Linked DNA regions of Mus musculus: regions 2 and 3 are each linked to region 1. Evidence: chromatin loops called from intact Hi-C (ENCODE). Cell type or tissue: heart. All regions are shown on one strand.

The links. Peaks named below come from ENCODE experiments on the same cell type or tissue, not always from the same donor. Only the 100,000 strongest peaks of a DNase experiment are listed, where the experiment ranks them.
Region 2: a loop joins it to region 1, with 5 times the contacts of the local background. A loop is called at or near these places in 11 of 42 quality-filtered maps.
Region 3: a loop joins it to region 1, with 6 times the contacts of the local background. A loop is called at or near these places in 17 of 42 quality-filtered maps.

What each region holds. Positions count from the first base shown.
Region 1 is chr11:67,816,682-67,821,681 of GRCm38, forward strand. Gm40032 (a long non-coding RNA gene) reads right to left here. Exons shown (of 3, transcript XR_879959.2): 3 at 1,201-1,294. Among named protein-coding and RNA genes, the nearest start is that of Dhrs7c, 21 kb to the left of the region's middle. In heart, CTCF peaks have their summits at 3,004 (motif pointing right) and 3,693 (motif pointing right); no DNase peak of the experiment used is centred here; H3K4me3 peaks cover 472 bases; H3K27ac peaks cover 297 bases.
Region 2 is chr11:68,406,055-68,411,054 of GRCm38, forward strand. It overlaps Gm31954 (a long non-coding RNA gene), which reads left to right. Exons shown (of 4, transcript XR_879961.3): 4 at 1-520. Among named protein-coding and RNA genes, the nearest start is that of Gm31954, 9.1 kb to the left of the region's middle. In heart, a CTCF peak has its summit at 2,317 (motif pointing left); a DNase peak (open chromatin) is centred at 2,287; H3K27me3 peaks cover 752 bases.
Region 3 is chr11:67,925,275-67,930,274 of GRCm38, forward strand. Cfap52 (cilia and flagella associated protein 52) reads right to left here. Exons shown (of 14, transcript NM_027963.2): 12 at 2,035-2,137; 13 at 1,105-1,216. Among named protein-coding and RNA genes, the nearest start is that of Usp43, 5.6 kb to the left of the region's middle. In heart, a CTCF peak has its summit at 2,508 (motif pointing left); no DNase peak of the experiment used is centred here.

The sequences.
Region 1 (5,000 bases):
AGCTAAATTATGCCCATAATAATGATTAATGTTAATATAATTATTGATGTTAGTATTCAATATGGTATATTATATGATATAATATATTATATATACGCATTACACATATATGTACATATATTGTGAACACATATATAATAATATGTTTATGTTATACATAATGCTAATTATAATGTACTTCTTATTAAGATTAACTAACAACACCCTTCATTGGAAGCACAGTTCAGCCCTTCCCCAGTTGGGATGCAGGCACAAACGGCCAGTTTCTTCGATCCTCTGTGGCTGCTAAGATCCTCAATCCTAGGCATCTTCTAAAGTATCACCCTCGCTTTGCTTATAGAGACGGTAAATGATTCTTAGACTCTTGGGAAATATGGGCACATGGTTTTGTACTAATATTGTAACCACAGATTCAAGCTTTCTAATGTTTATAGATAAAAGACCACGATGCTATATTCCCAAACCTGTCACTTACAAAATTAGCATATAGACATCTGTATACATACATGTATGTAAATTGTCACTGAAAAGTAAAATCAAGGGCTAAGGAGATGGCTCAGGGACTAAGAGCACTGGCTGTTCTTCCAGAGGACTGGAGTTCAATTCCCAACACTCACAACCATCCACAACTCCAGTTCCAGGGGACCCAATAAACTCATTGGTCTTCTACAGGCACCAGAAAGTATACATACATGTACACAGGCAAAACACCCTGTACTGGCTGGTTTTGTATGTCAACTTGACACTGGCTGGAGTTATCACAGAGAAAGGAGCTTCAGTTGGGGAAATGCCTCCGTGAGATCCAGCTGTGGGGCATTTTCTCAATTAGTGATCAAGGGGGGAGGGCCCCTTGTGGGTGGGACCATCTCTGGGCTGGTAGTCTTGGGTTCTATAAGAAAGCAAGCTGAGCAAGCCAGGGGAAGCAAGCCAGTAAAGAACATCCCTCCATGGCCTCTGCATCATCTCCTGCTTCCTGACCTGCTTGAGTTCTAGTCCTGACTTCCTTGGTGATGAACAGCAGTATGGAAGTGTAAGCCGAAAGAAACCCTTTCCTCCCCAACTCGCTTCTTGGTCATGATGTTTTGTCCAGGAATAGAAACCCTGACTAAGACTCACTCATACACAGAAAATAAAATAAATCTTTTAAAAAGTAAAAAATGTGGGATAGAGAGAGAGAGTCAAGAATGCTTACCACTCTTGCAAAGGACTTGATTCCCAGGACTCATGCTGGGCAGCTCACAAGAGCCTGTAACTCCAGCTCTGTAGGGTCTGACTCCTCTGGCTCTACAGGCACCTGCACTCACATACACATACCAACATGCAGACAGGAATAGCCACATAATAAAATAAAATTAAAATAGGTCTTTAAAAAGCAATAAGCTATCTAACCTTTTGTGATCACCCAGGAGTCCCAAAACCTGGGATGGTCAAGTCCTCCAGCCTCACAGAAGGGATAATGTGGGGTTTGAATTTAGGAACGTATCAGCAAGTTAACTTTATTTTTGTGGGTTTGATTGTCAAAAGCACTGTGGGAGGTTGGGGAGAGGCCACAGCAGTGGCAGTCAGAATATGAGTGTGGCAGCATGAGGACAGGGAGGATCAGAGACAGAGATAGAGACAGAGACAGAGACAGAGACAGAGACAGAGACAGAGCCTCGGGGCCTATTCAGAGCTTGGCCAGAGTCCCTACCTGTTCCCTTACAGGCTCTGCTTTGTAAACTCCAGGCCAACAGTGTGTTATTATGGCAAGAGAGTCCCAACAGACGATGCTGTCACCTGATCAAATCGAATCAAAGTGAGGAGCAGTGAAGGACGGAGAAAGGAGGTACTACAAGGTGGTTGTGGTATGAAGAACAGAACAATGGTTGGTAAACCCACATCCATCTAGCTTTAGGATATCGATGTGCGCTTTAGATTTAAACTGAGGGTGAGTGAAGCAGAAGGGCAGAGGTTTGCATAACTAAAGAGTCCTGGCTAGGTGTGTCTGGTTGATCATTGTATCTGTTCTGTTTCTGGGGGGGGGGGCGGGTGAAAGAAGCCTTTCTTGCTTAAGGGGACATGCCAGCTCCCATAAAGTTCCTGCTTGAGGGTAATCTCATGATAAGGTGTCTTACCCATAAGGCTCTACTCTTCCTGTGATCCATGGTGACTTGCAAGTTTGGCCAATGTTGAGAGAGACCTGTGAATACCATTTAGGGTCTGGAATAGGACATTATGAGAGCTGACTGCTGGGTAAACTAACATCTGTGCCTTCTGTCTTGAAGAGGGGTGAGACTGGTTAGGTGTCACCAGTTTTTATATGGACATTCCTTGAGGGACTGACATGCCTGCACACTGAGTTAACCCGAAGTCTGACCCGAAGTTTTCAAACAAAGGAGATGGATGTGAAAGCAAGGCATAGATGCCAGGTGTCTGTCCTGCTTTTGTTATCTTGCAAGCCTGAGTGAGGAGTCAACTAGGACCTGCTGTAATGGGGACAAAGGCCCAGCCTTTGGGTGACTGAGGAAGGAAAGGCTGTCACTAGAAGCATGCATGTGGTCACTGAGGGTTGCATTCTGGCAAAGCAAGGACTCTGGAGTAGGGAAAGGCCACTAGGATTCCACTAAAACAAGCCAGGGAGATCAGCTCTAAGGAAAAAGGACCCTTCTGTGTATGTGAGTTTGCTCTACCATCCCCTGCTAGCTGGCCAAGGGTTTTCTTAAATTGAGGGATCCCAGAGCCTTGGGGGGGGGGGTGGACCTAATAGAAATGATAGGTGGATATCCCAAGCAACCCATAAGTCAAATTTGCCGTCTCCCTCAGGATGCAACGTGTGGCTCTGGGATGTCACTCTGCCACCCTGCCATGGTGGGGCATCTCACTAGCATAGTAAATGAAAGTCTCCAACCTTTATATTGATACACAGAATGAAACAAATAAATGAAATGTTAACAAGGTAGAAACAAAGAGGGGGGGGTGGAAACAGATATGCTATGCAATAAGAGTGGTGACCACCAAGTGGCACTGTTGCTCCAAACACATTTTGCCAACACCTTCCTAGAAATTCCACAAAGCAGCAAGAGTCCATGCACCGTATTCACAATGTCTTGTACAATCGTAAGAAGGATCCCATGAAGGTCTCCTCTCTGCTAGGCTCCCTGGAAAGACTTGCATTCCGTGTCACAGATGGGAAAAGTGAGGGTGTCCATGCTCTGCTGCCTGCTGCTGCTGCTGCTGCTGTGCTGCTCAGGGGAAAACGAGGGTGGCCTGGAGTGACTTAACCCCGAGGACACAGAGTGACTGGATGGTATAAAGGACCTAGGTAGCAGTAGCTGTCCCAGATCCCAGACTGGTTATTCTAAGACGCAGAAGAGATTAAAACACCTCTCAGCTCCATGCTGTGAAAGACAAAGGTGATTAGTTTCTTGTCTTTGCTTCCTGCCCCAAAATTGAAAAGAAAAAAAATCTTTTAAAGTGGACTAAGTAGAAAAGCATAAAGAAACAGATAAATCTATCACAATTCCCAACCATTTTTAGCACATGTGCCCTTCCCTGGGAAGATTAGAACCCTCACTGAGGCACCACCTAAACCCCCAGGTTCCTGCTCCAGGACAGGGCTGTGAGGGGACCTCACAAATTCACGATGGCCAGGCTCAAACAGTCGCTATTTGCCTTACCAGATCCTTTGTTGGCTGCATCTCAGTGTCCCCAGGAGATGGCAGCAGTGGGCTCCCCTGGCTATTGACTATTGATGGGGCTCTGCCTCTGGAGATTGCCTGGCAGGAGAAAATGAGGCCAGGGCTCTTAACTTCCTCAGACTTCCATCGGGTTGCTGTGGTTGCCTGGACAGGTGGGCAGCAGATGTACCCTTAGGCTATACTATGGCTAGACAACTCCTCCCCTCATCCCTGGAGTTCAGGGAGGTTAACGGGTCTTGCTGTTGTTAACCCCAAGGGTGTTTCATAGCCCCTTGCCGGTTTCTGTTAACTCTAGCCACACTGCTTGACTAGTTTCTGCCTTATAATTTCCTAGGTTACCTCATTGCCTCAGAAACAGACCTCTGGCAATGTCTATGAGGATGTCTCTAGAGACTCTAGGGAAGACCCACCCTGAATATGAGTAGCACCATTCCATGGGCTAGGGTCCCAGAAGGGGAGAGTGAGCAGAGCACCAGCAGTCTCCTCTCTGTCCCCACAGCATGGTGAGCCAGATCTGCATAGGAGGAGGGGCTCCCAGGACGTCAGCACCAGCAAAGTGTATAATGCCCAGTCAAGGCTGCCCACTGCCAGCTCTGCCTGGGACTACAGTCAAGATGGTCTTTAACTCAGGATCTCTCACAGGAGTGAATCAAAGGTTGTTGAAGATATACCATGAGCCAATCTGAGTAGACCTTGGGCCATCCTGGTTGTCCATGGCTTCTTGCAGTCACTGTCATTCTGCATGCTGAGACAACTGTGTGAATGCTTAGGAAGTCAATTGTGACTTGGGCAGAGGGAGGGACATGACAGGCAGCAAGAACCCAACCTAGACATTTATTTCCTCAAGTAACTCAAAAGTTTTGTTTTGGGGCTGGAGAGATGGCTCAGTGTTTAAGAGCACTGGCTGTTGTTCCAGAGGTCCTAAGTTCAATTCCTAGAAACTACATGGTGGCTCACAACCATCTGTAACGGGATCTGATACCCTCTTCTGGTGTGTCTGAAGACAGCTACAATTTACTCATGTACATAAAATAAATAAATATTTTTTTAGGAAAGTTTTATTTTAAGCATTTAGATTTAGTGTATCAAATATCCCTCTACCCCACTATCACCCAGGTGGCATGCTTCATTGCCACCCTCGTCCCGTTGTTGGGATAAGAGGACAGCAGTGGCACCAGGGCTATTATGTCCTATCTGCTTAGAAGTAGGGTTGGTCAGCCATCTGATGGCTAATGGCTTAAGCCTGGTCCACATGCCATCTGTAGGCCAGGAGTTACGGGACAGCACTGTCTAAACAGGAACAGAGCAGTGTAGCATCCTTCC
Region 2 (5,000 bases), 590 kb after region 1:
TCTGGTCACCCAGAGCAAGGAGTCAGATGTGTTCAAGAATTCTCTCCTAGACCCTCTGATCTATAAAAGGGCAGCCAAGGGACCAGAGTCCATCAACAAGTGAAGGGATTGGAAAACTGTGACCGTGACTCTCCAGACTCCCCATCGCTGCCATTCAAGCCTCAGCTTCAGATGTTTCCCGCCCTGGCATCCACCCACATGCACTAGCCGTTTGGAAGCCTGCGTGGTTTATTTAGTGTGCAGACATTTATGGACTCCTTTGGCATGTCAGCCTTCAAGGACACGGAACTGGGCAGACACAGCTGTGGACTCATCAGGCTCTAAGCTTAGTGGGGAAGACAAATATTTAATAAACAACAGCATATGTGTCTGTGTGACCGCTATGCAGATAAGCAATACAAGTTAAGAGATGAGGCTGGAGAGATAGCTCAACAGTAGAAGGCACTTGATACTCATGTACAGGACTGGGATTCTGTTCCCAGCACCCACATGGTGACTCACAACCTCCTATACCTCCAGTTTCAGGGGACTGAATGGCCTCTTCTGGCCTCTGTGACCACCAGGCACACAAATGGTATGCATACATACACAGGGGGCACTCATACATACATAGAAGATAAAAGTAAATATAAACCTTAAAAAAAAGATGTACAGAGACTCTAGGGGCTGAGACTCTGGGCACAACTGGAGAATAGATACTTATGTTGAAACTTGAGGTTGGGGAAGGTATTAGTCAGGTAGGAGAGTAGAGGTTTTCCTTGGCAGGGACAGGGCAGGTAAAGGCTATGACCCTGGGGCAGCCTGGGGTGGTCAAGAAGCCAGTGTAGCAGTTAGCACATATTGATCACTGGCTATGTGTCCAGCCTGTTCTAAGAGCTAGAGTAGTACAGTGCTTCTAATGTCTCATTTCAGAAATGAGAAAACTGAGTCAAAAGGGGATCAAGTCACCCTGAAGTCACAATGCTACAAAGCATCAGAGTCACCATTTGGATACAGGGCATCTGACTTCAGGCCTAGATGCTCAGCCCTCTGGCAGAGCTCCTCCACAAAGATAGGAAGTCACCAGTGTCAATGGTAACACCATGTTAGGTGAATGTAAAAAGACAAAGTCACTCTCCCGCCATACCTGTAGAGCCTGGAAGGACAGCAGTGGGCTCAAAAAGGTGTTTTCTTTGTCAGCTGTGATGGATGCGGTTGTTGTGCCCGTGATGGGACCAGGGCTTGATGCATACTGGGTAAATAGCCTTCCACTGAGCTACGTCCTGAGCCAGAGAACAGTCTCTTTAAGAAAGAGAAAGAGGCTAACTTCTCAGAGTCATGAGAGAGGAAGCACGAGGGCAAGAATGGTGTCAGCATTGTCTCATTGTCTTAAACCGTGCTGACAGTTGTCAGCGGCGGGCAGCTCCTCATTGGTACTTCCTGTAGGCTGGGCCGTCTTTGGAGTGCACTGTGTTCTTTGAGTCATGTCAATATAACAACTTCATAAGGTCAGGGCTGCCCCTCTCTCCACTTCAGACATAGAGGTTCCACGACTTGCTGATGTTGCATTAAGGAGGTGGCAAGGCTGGGTTTCTTAACAGAGCTTGTCTAGGCTCTGCTTTTGTGGAGGCTGCTGAAACACAGCCCCATGGCTCTCACCTGATAGGGAAGCGCTGCCCCCCCCCCCAGGCTTAGGGGTGTGGTTATGGCCACCCTATCACACTGCCTCTCAAGTGCTTTCAAAGCTGCACGTAGGAGGGGAAATGGCGATGGAGGAACTGACCTGGGCTCACTCTGCATTTGGGGATGAAGAGCACTACTGCTGTGCTCAGCCCCAGGTGGGAATTATTCCCAGCCCCCCTTTGAGAGGACTCTACATAGAGTTCAGCCGCTCTGACTGTCACATCCACACATTCAAGGTGGAAGCGACTCGCCCACCATTGACCCTGGTGACATGTTCCCAAACATAGTGGAAAGAACTTTCCAGAAGGCTAGTGGCCCTCCTCAGATTTCATCAGAGGTCACCCTCTGAGACTTGGCTGTCCATCAAACCATCAAAGATGTGGGACACAGCTTCGGCTCAGAACCAGAATCTTGTGTGTTCTTTTGTTTTCTGGTTAGCCCAGCGGGCTGAAAGTCAGACCTGTTAGTACAGCAAAGTTGAATCTTCCACTCTTAAGAGCACAGTGTGCATGGACAAGCCTGGAGGTAGGTGGAAGGGAAGAGATGGCCTGGGAAGGCCTGGAGGTTGGGTTAAGGGAAGAGATGGTGGCCTGGAGCTGTGACAGCTGAGGTCAGTCAGACACTCCTCTTTCTACAACACTAGCACCCTCTAGTGGGGGCTGTCTCTATTTACACTGCAGGTTTCTGTGCCTTACTTAGGTGATATTTTCACTCAGCTCCAATTGAAATGTTTTGTTTGGTTTTTTTCAAGGCAGGGTTTTTCTGTGTAGATCTGGCTGTCCGGGACATTGCTCTGTAGATCAGGCTAGTCTTGAACTCAGAGATGTGCCTGCCTCTGCCTCCCGAGTGCACAACTAGATCTGGCCTCTCCAACTGAAATTTAACACGTCCTTGAATGATTATTATGGTAATTATTATTCATTAGACAAAAACACTACTTGTGATTTTTTTGCCCCCCCCCCCAGTAAGTCAGCATATTTTAAAGAAATATCGTATAACATTGGTTGGAAACAACAGGAAGTGTCATGTATATCTGTTACTACTGGCTACCAGAGATGTCATTCCAGCATGTAATTAAATACGTTAATAAAGAAGTGTACTGTGTGTGATGGCTGTAATCCCAGTACTCGGTTTCCCGAGCTTGAGGCCAGTTGAGGAATTCAGGCCAGCGAAGATCAGGGAGAGTGAAAGTTGGAGCTCACCACCACTCCTTGCCTTAGTCTGAAGTTCTGTTGTCTGTGGTTCTCCACATCCTGCTGGCTATGAGCAGGACAGTGGTGGGACTCCTCCCAGTGCTAATGAAGGTTGACATCAGGACTATCGGGGCTCCTCACTGATCACCTAGTTAGCACGGGGGAGGCTGGGGGTGGCTGAGTCTACTCTACAAAGGTGAAAGGCTTCCAGCTTTAGGATGAGCCAAGGTCTCTGCAAGTCCTGAAAGCCAGGCCACACCCTGCTGACCAATTCTCTTTCCAACCCCTGCCCTCAGTTGAGGCTCACCAGGAGTCTTGAGCCATCATGCTTTTTTTTAACTGACACATTTAACTTTCTAATTCATGACGTATCTTACATATCCTAAACGGTTAAGTAGCTGTTGTACCTATGTTCTCCACATTTGAAGTCACTTCACAATAGTGTCTTCTTTGTCCCCTTTCGTTTTCCAAAGCGGGGTTTCTCTGTGTAATAGAACCCTGGCTGTCCTGAGCTTGCTTAAGTGGACCAGGCTGGCCTTGAACTCACAGGGATCCTGCCTCTGCCTCTCAAATATTGGAATTAAAGATGTGTGCCACTAAAGCCTGCCATGGGGGCCATTCTTACTCAAACCACCACACTATCTGAGGGACTCCTTCCAAACACAATGCAATAAGCAGTGGAAGCTTCTGTTGCAACAACTCAAAACAACTGGTTAAGTCACAATAATTAGTGTGTGTGTGTGTGTGTGTGTGTGTGTGTGTGTGTGTGTGTATACATGTGTTGCTAGGGATTAAACCCTGTGCGTATACTAGGCAAATGCTCTATGCCTGAGCTACGTGCCCAGCAAGGTCTCACAGCAGAGGTGTTCCTAGTCTGCCCCACATCCCTCATTCTTGAATGGACGGAGGTGATGATCACCCCTTATGTTAAATGTCTCTGAGAAGAGGACAAACCCTCACTAAGGGAAAACAAATTGACTTCCATCTCCAAGGCTCTTGGATGCACTATCTGGGATACAATAAGAAAATATGGCACGTGTAGGGAGAGGAACGCATCACCAACAGTGAAGAAAAAGGGGCAGACAGCAGTGGGAGCCTTGCAGTGATCCAAAGTTTGGAATAAATAGATAAGAACTTTAAAATGGAGGTAGTAGGTATGTTGAATGGGACAACAAGGAAAGGCAAATGGGTAAGATTCCAGTGGAGAACTTGATGTTAACAATAATCAAGCAGGCATCTTAGAACAAAAATTATATTTGGAGATAAGAACTCATATTGTTGACAGCGTAAAGCAGGACTGGCGGGACCCAAGCGAGGCTTCTGTGCGCACAAACCAAAAGGAGATTCTCTTACACAAGTCAGTGAGTTCACCATGCATGAAATTCTCGAAGGATTAATACAAGTATTACTTTTAATGATTTATTTATTTTATGTATATGAGTATATCATTGCTTTCTTCAGACACACCGGAAGAGGGCATCAGACCCCATAGCAGATGGTTGTAAAGACAAACCCTCACACACACATCCATAGCACCATGTGGTTGCTGGGAATTGAACTCAGGACCTCTGGAAGAGCAGTCACTGCTCTTAATCACTGTGCCATCTCTCCAGCCTAATACAAGTATTATATTTTAAAAATAAGTTAGTTCAGTAGAGCTTCAGGATAGAAAGGCAATATTCAGATAGGTATGTTACACACACACACCTAGAACACTTAATCCCAGCACGCTAGAGGCAGAGGCGGAGGCGGAGGCGGAGGCGGAGGCGGAGGCGGAGGCGGAGGCGGAGGCAGAGGCAGGTGATCTCTGTAAATTCAAACTTAACTTGGTCTACAGAACAAGTTCCAGATTAGCCAGGGCTGTGTAGTGGAACCTGTCTCAAAGCAACAGCAAAATAAATGACAAAGAAGATGGATGGTTCCTGAGGGAAAATACCTGCGATTGACCTCTGACCTCTACCTTCAGTCCCATACGTGTGCACACTCACATATGCACCCACACAAACACACACACACACACACGCATGAACACACATCCTCATAAACACACACCCATGAACACATACATTCATGAACACACACACATGAACACATACATCCATGAACACATACATCCATGAACACACACACACATGAATACATACA
Region 3 (5,000 bases), 110 kb after region 1:
CACAATTGCATGGCGTTGCTGGCAGAGACTCCTAAACAGCCCTGGCCTCACGGAACTGCTTGCTTTTCAACACAGTGTCCCATGTGCCAGCTTGAAGGAAGAAAAATCCATATTTATATAAAGCTTTTTTTGATCTTAAAAAAAAAAAATCTATGTATGTCCTAGTAAATTTAGAGTGGAAAGGAAAGTACCAATCAGAATTAACCACTAAACACACCAGCATCTTATCTCCTTCCACTGTTCACGCATGGAGGCACATTGATGGGTGTCCCAGTGTATGTAGTTTGATACCTTTTTTTTTTTTTTTTTTGGAGGCAGATAAATGTACTACAGGTAAGGTAATATATTACATTGCATCTCTATGTAATATCCCTGGCTGTCCTGGATCTTGCTTTGTAGACCAGGCTGGCCTCCAACTCACAGAGATTCCCCCTGCCTCTGCCTCCTGAGTGCTGGGATTAAAGGCATGTGTCATATCTTTTTGTTTTGTTTTGTTTTGAAGTCAATGTGTTTATGGAACTTTCATTTACTTGAAGCACTTATAAACGTCAAAGAGCCTGGCAGGAAATTATATTAATGCTGTTCCAGTGGACGTGACCTGTGGTTAATGCTCCCCAGACATCACGGAATTCAACAGCAAGCAAACAAACAAAGCAAACTGCTGGTTAGGAGCCCAGTGAAAAAGAGCACTGGTGGTCTACCTCTTATCCTAGCACTCGGGAGCCTGAGGCAGGAGGATCACTAATTCAAGGCCAGCCTGAGCTACATACAGTAAGACATAGTTCAAAACAAAAACAATAAAAACAACCCCCCAAAAAATGCATAGAAAAGCGAGTAGAAGTCTCGGGACATTTAAAGCCTCATTTCTGCCCCAAAGAGCAAACATAGCCATGTAAAGTGGGGCTTTTCTCTGGGCTCTACTCAGATGTCTTCCTTCACTGAAGTGTCTTTTGGACCTTTCCAGCTTTGGTGGTGGGCCGTCCTGGGCTGAATGTAACCAAGGTGTCCTTAAGACCCTCTACTAGCTCTTCTGACTATCCCCACCCCCAGCCCCACCCCCGCCAAGGGTACAACCCTGATTTACTAATCTTATCCAAGACTAACCTGTAACAAAGTGCCCTCCTTCCTGAGTGATATCCATACCATTGATGGACCCAGACAAGGAGCCTTCCAACTCTCTGATTACTGATCCATCAAATACTTCCCAGTAAGCAATCTGGAACGTAGGAGAAGGAGTTAGACAGGAGTCAGTGCTGTAGAACCATCCACACACATGCTAACAAAAGATGCCTGCACTTTATATAGAAAGTAGCAAAAATACACCATGGGAGGGGACCAGTTGGAATTATAAATAGGCCATGGCGAGGGGGTGGAGGAACCATCTTATTATTCTTAGTATTGGTTTTGAAGTTTGCATGCTATTTAAAGAGATGTTGATATGCGATAAACCTGGGGTGACAGAGATTTTTGATAAGGCGAAGCAGATTGAGTCTGCTGCCCCGTGTAAAATAAAGAGCCACGGATGGGTCGGCTCCTGCGATCTGAGGAGGAGGGCTGAGCTGCAGGCCCAGTGGGAGGGAAAGTATGGGGAGTGAGAGTTCTGGAGACTGGGCTTTGCTAAGTCACTGGCTCCTCCCCTCCGCCCCGCCCCCCGCCCCGCCCCGCCCCCACCCCACCTGTCCTGTGACTGGACTGGATCTCGTCTTGCTCTACCACCACCACCACCAACAACAACAACCCCACCCACCTCCCATCTTTATCCACCGCCAAAGCCAAACTACAACTTGCTTTTCTGGACTAAACCAGCAACATAATTCCAGACTGCGAACACTATGTGAATAGCTGATAGACTGTTTAGGACATAATTAATGACCTTAAAAAAAAAAGTCTTGGGCATGTTGGGGAAAAAAAAAAAAGATTGGGTAAAGATGCAGTTCACCCCCAAGCCCCACCCCAAGCAATTTTCCAGGCATTCACAAGTGATTGGATCTGCAGACATGAAGCTCTAGGCAGTGGAGGGCCGCGGGCACCTACCTTCCTGTCTGTGCCACTGGTGATGATCTGGAATTCTTCCGGGTGGTAACAAACACACTGGAATAGGGTGTTGGCCAGGATCATCTGATTCCTTCTAAGTCGCCTGGAAGTAAATTCAAATGCTATGGAACCTGACTTTGCCCCCTCCTGCTCCCCCCCCCCCGAAAAAAAACCCTTATTTGTCACACAGTGTGCAGTTGGACAAGCTTGGAAGGGGTTGTTTTTTTTTTTTCTCTGACTTCTTATGCTAATCACACAATAGAACTTGGGTTTGGTGGGGTTTCTTGTTTGTTTGTTTTGGGTTTTGTTGTTTTCATTTTGTTTCTGTTTTTGTTTTTGTCGAGACAGATATCTGCAGAGCTGGAGAGATGGTTCAGTTAAGATCATGTACTGCTCTTGCAGGGGACCAAACTCAGGTTCCCAGAATAGGCATCAGGCCACTCACAATTGCCTATAAATTTATTCCAAGAAATCTGATGCCCTCTTTTGGCTAAACATGTATGTACATGTAATTTAAAAAAAAATTTTTTTAATAGACTCCTAGCTGCTTTATCCTGTACTTATGTCTTCTCCCACCAAATCTGTCACCAATTGTAAAAAGGCACAGGCAAAAGGTGATTCCCCTTCCTAAAGACACGGCATGAAACTAGAGCAACAGTAAACTCTAGACAGAAGGATGGAGAAGGTGCTGATTCAGGTCCAGCCCATCACCTCTCACACAAAAACCTGGATTCCCAAGGCCACCTTTGGAGTCACGTGGTAGTCCCTAGACTCTGAATGCCAAAGGGTGGGGAAAGCTTGTTTCAAAGGGATATTATTGGGCCCACCCGTTCTGATCTGGAGTCAGAAGGCTGGGATGGAAGGCCAGAGATCTGTATCTGAAGTCAGCCATTCCACTGACTGTTATGTGCACACAAGTTTGAGATCCCCTGCCTTAGACACCACAGAAAAACAGCATGTTTCAGACTTCAGCCAGCCATTCCACTGACTGTTATGTGCACACAAGTTTGAGATCCCCTGCCTTAGACACCACAGAAAAACAGCATGTTTCAGACTTTGGTGGACTCAGGAATATGCATAGACTTTTCCACCTAAACATCCCTAGGAAATCTAAAATGGTCTGAACTCTGAAACTTTTTGTCAGTATTGAAGGAAGGGAGGGAGGGAGGGAGGGAGGGAGGGAGGGAGGGAGGGAGAGAGAAGGTTTTGGAGGACTTGGGGATTTGAGATTAGGCTGCCTGACCAAGAAGCATGGCTGTATCTAGTGTTGCTGGTGGCTGTCTCACAGGCCCAGATCCTAGCTGAAAATGCACACTCTGCAATTTCTTCTTATACTAGAAGCTTTCAAACACAGTATTTGAGCTGACGATTTTTAAAGACTTTTGGCACATCTTAAATATTCCTGCTGCACAAAAGGAAGGTGTTAAAGATTTGAGCCGGTCACAAAAACCAGCCACTGATAAAAACTCAGATACCCCTTCTTGGTACATACTTTCCCAATGCAGAGGTCACATGTCTATGGGTATGGGCCTTGAATCAGTAACTCCACTTGGGAACTTATTAGACATGCAGAAACACAGGTATCATCTAAATGTATTCAATGAAAAGCTACATGCAGAGTTCTTGGGGGGTGCTTTGCCCGAGTGTGTGTGTGTGTGTGTGTGTTCCGATGTGCATGTGGAGGCCAGAAGTTGACATTGGTTGTCTTCCTCACTCGATCTCCACCTTGTATGTTTTTGAGGCAGGATCTCTCACTGACCCTCGAGCCCCTGGTTCAGCTACAGAAAGCCCAGGGATCCGCCTGCCACTGCCTCCCAAGTGCTGAGGCTCTAGGTGTGCACCAGTCAGGTTCGTGTGCTAAGACTTCACCATCTAGACTGTATCCACAGCCCTGCGTTCAGATTCCTAAGAAGTTAACCAAAAATGCTCTGCTTTTGCCTTCAGTCCTCGCTCCCCTCTCTCCAAGCAGGGACAGTTCAGCTGGGCATGGTGACACACACCCTCACTCACAGCCACTTGAGAGGCTGATGTGGAAGGATCTCTCGAGCCAAGGGATTCAAGACCAGTCTGACAGCACAATGGTACCCCATCTCAAAAAAGGAGGGACATAGTCTTTGACCAGCTGCATCCCTTTGCCCCTGTGTACTTAGCCTCTTTAGACAGTCATGCAAAGGCTGTGCATCCCAGGGGGAGCGATGGTTGGAGGAAGATTGGGGGAAAGGGTTTGGTTCCAAAATAAAAACATGGGGAAAAAAATCTACAGCCAAAAAATTTTTTTAAAATCATCTTTGAAAACTCTCTGAATGGCTCCTATGGTGAAGTTCACGTGTTTGAGGCTGAGTAGTTTGGCATTGACATCTTTGGGTCTGTGACTTACAGTGTAAGCAGTCTCTGGGAATGTGCCCCTCCCAGTGCCCCCTCCCCAGGCAGGCTCATGACCTAGCAGGATGACAAGAAGAACGTCTTGCCCTGTAACTTTCCTTGTTAATTTGCAACATTTAGGTTGAGTGGAGTCACATTAAGTCATGCGTCACCACATATATCTGGAAAACTACTTCCCTGTCTGCCCCAGAAACATCTGATATTCTTCCTGGAGACCATATTTTCCCTGTTGGAATCTATAGCCCTTGGATAGCCAAGGAGACCAAGGTCTTCTCAGAACCTTTTACTGCTGTGATGGTTAATCTTCATTGTCAACTTGCCTGGATTTAGCGTCACCTAGGAGATACACATTTGGGCACATCTGTAAGAATTTCTCCAGGCAGGGTCAGTTGAGTAGGAAAGGCCACCTGGATGCACTGTTCCTTTAACTAGGATTCTTGACTGGATAAGGAGGAGAGTGTGGGACTGGAGCTATGACTCGGTGGTTAAGGGCACAGGCTGCTCTTCCAGAGGACCAGGAAAACGGCGGTGTGCTTCCTAGCATCCACGTGGTTGCTCACAACCATCTATAACTCCAACTGCAG